2 separate regions of the Homo sapiens genome follow, and region 2 is linked to region 1. Evidence: chromatin loops called from intact Hi-C (ENCODE). Cell type or tissue: endothelial cell of umbilical vein. All regions are shown on one strand. Region 1 overlaps ADAMTS3 (ADAM metallopeptidase with thrombospondin type 1 motif 3). Region 2 has its middle 130 kb from the start of ADAMTS3.

Region 1 (2,500 bases):
ACATGGCTTTGCACACCAAGTTATAACATGTATTTAGTTCAATGAAGTTGAGATGTAAAATGCACTTTGTGTTAAAATAAGGTTGAAAGCAATGTTAGTAAATAAAACTAGATAACAATAAAACAAAACTAAAGAAACGGAAACAGAAAAAGTGAATTAATTTCTGGAGAAGGAGAAGTAAGGAAGAGTAGGAGGCACTTACAGCCAATGCATATAACAGTGACAGCTATACTGTAACATATGTAATACATCAATGCTATAGGAAGCTCCTACAACAGAAAGTCTTAGAATAATAAAATGAAGGAAAGATGGGAATAATGACAAATAGCTTGTGATATTTGAGTTAGTATAAAATGCACATATAATCATCCTAAATTAGTAAATTCATTTGTACTTAGTGAATTATAAAATTAACACAGTGTCAAGAAAGTACAATGGACAAAATTATTAATCTCAATAGCAAATAGGATATTATAAAATGAATAAAAGAGCATTTTTAAAATTCAGATTTACCATTCACCAAAATAAAAGTATTACTTAACAAAAGTCACTATTATGCCAGGCTAATTAGAAAACAGGGTGACCCAGTAGAAACCAAAATCAGTTTAAGAATGTTCTGAGTCAGCACACATTTTGAGATTCACAAAGTATACATAAATTATTATAGGTAGAAATAATCTAATACAAGGGAATAATATTTTTGCATAGCACAAAGTATTATTTCAATGTGGCAAATAACCAGCTGTCTGTACTGTACAAAGCACTGTATCTTATTATTTTGATTTTCAAGGCTTAAAAAAGTTCCTCCATATTATTCACTTCCAAAATATACTTAATAATTTGACTGCTTTTCATCTTGCCAGGCCCTATCAATTCCTGAGATGTAGTGTTTTTATATTGTGAAACACATGGAGTATGATAAGAGCTGGAGAAATAATATGGCACCATATTATTAGATATTCAAAACCCTGGGTTCTGTTCCCAGTTTGGCCACGGATAAACTGAGTGACCTTCGGTTGGTCATTTAACCTGAGTCTCGATTTTCTTGTTGACAAACTCTACTTTTACTTGCTTTGTCTGTTTCACAGTGTTGTTGCTCAAAACAAGCAAGATCATACAACTATACTCGGCAAAATACAAAGTACTTGAGCTCCTATCCCCCATCCATGCACAAAGTTTAAAAAAAAAATTGTGAGTGTATTTTCATAATCTACCTGAAAAGTTCAAGAAAAACAATTGCCTTAATCACAGTTTTTACTGAAAGGGACCTCAAGATTCTTCTATTTGAAATTTGTTAAATCTCAATCTCAATGAAACATCTAGTTTAAATTATCAATAAAATTACTGGGAAAAATCATTTAAAAGCTATTTCCAGCAGATGGCAGTATGCATGCTTCAGAGGGGCAAAGGACAAGCTGCTTCATACACCTGAATGTGCTTACATACCAGTCAGTATGTCAATGTTTTCCTATATTTACACATAAATGAAACAATCTCCTTGAAATTAAATAAGAATTGTAAAATATTATAACCTGAGAAAAATGCTACGTTTTAAATGCTTACTCATTTGACTCTTAAAAGCAAAGAAAAATATTGAAAAAAATCATTATTTAGACTTTTTAAAATGTCATCTGATTACAAAATTACATAGGCATAAGGAAATTCTCATGATCTGGCTGTTTTTAACACTCAAATAATATAGAGAAAGAACTAAAAGGATATCATACTAAATTAACAATTTGAATCTGTCAAGATGGGCTAAATTCTTATTAGGAAATTCTTAATAATTCTAAATAATTCTTATTTATTAAGAAAGTAATTTTACAACTTTTAGTGAAAAGGAAAGTAATTTTTCTGAAGTAAAAGCAAAATCAACAAAAAAGAACAGCTAATAATACAGAGAGCTTATCAGCTTCCAGACACTGCATTAAACACTTTACCTATATTGATTCAACTAATCCTTGAAATAACTTTAGAGATATTAACTCCATTTTACAAGTGCAAAAGCTCAACATATATTAGAGAGCTCAGAATCCTATAGAGGACAGATGTTCTCATTGCCCAGAGAAGTTAAGTAACTTGCCCAAGTACAATTAGTACACGAGCAAGGGATGAAAATTAGCAGTCTGACTTCAGGGTCATAGCTATACCCATTTTGCTGTAGTTCCACAGATCTGCAGGCCACAATGCTGTCGTTATACATAGGATGTGGTTTTAAAATCATCAATAGTGATTCTCAACCTTTGAGTTTAAGAATATAGTGTGGAAACATATTGAGAAAGAAAATGTAAAATTTGCAGCTTCTTTTCATAATCTTCTTTAGGTAAATTTTAAGAAAATGAGGAGCGAGGCTCTAAACTGAATATAAATAAGGATTTATTGATGATCAGTATAACAGTATTCCAGAAAATATTGAGAAGAAATAAAGAGGAGCTAGAGAAGAAAAATTAAATAAGAAAAGAAATAAAGGGTGAAATGTATAACCAGTGTTTGGGGTTGC
Region 2 (2,500 bases), 370 kb after region 1:
CCTTGCTATCTTCTGCATCCCCAATTTTATCCCATTTTTTTTTTTTTGGCAGTCAGCCTTTTCCCATGATCATCAATTTATATAGACACCTCCAGACCACCCACTATATACGCTCATTAAATTGTCCTATGTTTGCATGAATCTCAGTGGTAGGTGCAACTTGGGCTCAAGGTGGGATGGGACCCCCCTCCCTGTATAATGCCTTAGGAAAGCTTTAATATACTGTAGACATAACATTAATACTATTCTTTTTATTCTCTCAGTGAATGATCAGATCATCATAAAATGGCTAGGTCTGAGTTATTTCCAATATCTCATTAAACTTTTTAGTCATCATCCCTCCGGGCTTAAACTGTGAAGGGAGAAGAGACCTCAAATAACCTCCCACATCTCTGCTCCCCAACAAACCTACCACACCTGCATAGTGTCTGGCACATGGAAGGCATATAATACCTATTTGATGAATGACGGAATGTGCAAACACTTCCCTACCCATCCACAACTTCAGTTTCAAGGATTATGAAAGCAGCCAAAGTTGAAAAAAAGAAAAAGACCAAAAAATACATGGCAAGAATGGCTAGTTCAAGATCCATTGGGCCCAGAGAATTTGGCCAGACTAAAATGCAGCAGAGTGTATGACAGTTGCTAAAGCAGGACCAGAGTGCCATTGCTCTTTCCTCTTCTCCACGTCAAGCTCTATATTCCCTTTTATACCACCAGCAAATGGCTTGAGAGAAAGTGTCTAACAAGTAATTATAACCACAGCCAGATTTGCTCTTGTTCTATTTCCAAATTGTAACTGCATTCTACTTTGTTTATTCTTTACTTTCAAAATTATCCATTTCACTATGGTATTTATAAACATATTCCTTTTAATAGCCAACGGCAACATTACCTTGAGAGAGAGAATTAGGAAACATTCTCTTTGTCAGAGCTCAAAATGATATCCTGCAGAGTGAAAGAGCACTTTTATACAATATAAATACTTAACTATTTTATTAACGTATTAGCTGAAGCCTTACAGAAAGAAAAAAATAGACACTTCCTGAGTCTCAGAGGTGATAACAAAGCTGTTCAGGCAGCTAGGCCAGGAAACATCTTTCTGTTTCCTCTGGAATAACACATCTGTCAAAGTCAGATTTACAAAAGAAAATCCATGTGACTTCTAGCCAAGAACTCTTGAAACCCAAATAATTTTGGATATTTTTATAACATATTAGGGAGCATATTCCAAATTTCTTAAGTTGAAGATCCTAGTTCAAGGCTACCTATACCTGTTTTGGACCTGTAGAATTTTGTATTTATAGACTAGGCACAGATAAATCCTCATTTTTCCTGTGTGTGTTAAAAAGCTATGTCATTCCTTCTGAGATTCTTGGCCAACTTAAATGGCCTTTTAGACTTTATGGACAAAGAACATGTGGCCCAAAGAACATGTGGGCAAGTACGTATCTCTGTGAGGTCAATTCTAAAGAGTTTGAGAAGTTGGTTTTGGGACAGTCCAAGAAACTTGCTTTGCCAGTCAAGGAATTCCTTTGCTTTCTATCAAGCACATTATCTCCTCCTAAAATTATTGTCCAATGTGTGATGCCCAAATCAAAACACTTGGCTTCTCAATCTTAGACTTCTCAGCTTCCAGAACTATAAGCCAATAAATTTCTATTCATTATAAATTACTATATGTGGTATTCTGTTATAGCAGCACAAAACAGACTAAGACACTAACCTAGACCTCTTCTTCTGCCTGAAGTTTAGAAAAAGTAAAATTGTAATTTGAAAAATTAATTAATTTTAAAATTAAATTAAAATTAAAAATTACATCATAATTCAAAATAAAAGTATTATATAAAAAACACACAGAGAGAGAAAGAGAGAGAAACATTGTCTCTACAAACAAAAAAAGCACAGCAGGAAGACATGTCAGACATCTGTACACTTGCACCACTGTATTTTGAAACAGTTTCTTAATTTCTTATAGAAACTAAGAAAATTATAGACATTATGATAAATTAAATAAGTCTGAATCAGGAAAATGCAGAAATAAGGCAATTGAAGAGATAAAAGATTTCAGAGATCTAATAGAACCCAGGAAAGAATTAGAAATAAGAGAAAAAATTATTTCAGAAACAAAAGCTAAGATAGGCAGAATATACGAATGAATAAACACAATACCTTAAGAGATAGGGTGTAATAAACACAATGGTAAATACCTTATTCTATAAGCATGAAAAACTATTCAAGCAAAATGGGCAGATATAGAAGATAGGTAAATAAAATCCAACATACATACACACACACACACACACACACACACACACACACACACACACACTAGGAATTGAAGGGGAAAAAATTGAACACAACAAATACTAAAAGTCATAAATGAAGAAGATTTTTCTGAAACAATAAAAAAAAGATTTAGAGCTATGTTGGAAATGATATACTTCATATCTGGGAATACCAACTTAAGATTATTAACACCAAAATATATTCTGCTAAA

What was found. A loop is a pair of places that touch in the nucleus more often than their neighbours do. Peaks named below come from ENCODE experiments on the same cell type or tissue, not always from the same donor. Only the 100,000 strongest peaks of a DNase experiment are listed, where the experiment ranks them.
Region 2: a loop joins it to region 1, with 5 times the contacts of the local background. A loop is called at or near these places in 2 of 110 quality-filtered maps.

The regions. Positions count from the first base shown.
Region 1 is chr4:72,325,519-72,328,018 of GRCh38, forward strand. All of the region lies in intron 5 of ADAMTS3 (ADAM metallopeptidase with thrombospondin type 1 motif 3), which reads right to left. Among named protein-coding and RNA genes, the nearest start is that of ADAMTS3, 240 kb to the right of the region's middle. In endothelial cell of umbilical vein, a CTCF peak has its summit at 1,394 (motif pointing right); a DNase peak (open chromatin) is centred at 1,363.
Region 2 is chr4:72,697,197-72,699,696 of GRCh38, forward strand. No RefSeq gene overlaps it. Among named protein-coding and RNA genes, the nearest start is that of ADAMTS3, 130 kb to the left of the region's middle. In endothelial cell of umbilical vein, no CTCF peak of the experiment used is centred here; a DNase peak (open chromatin) is centred at 1,105.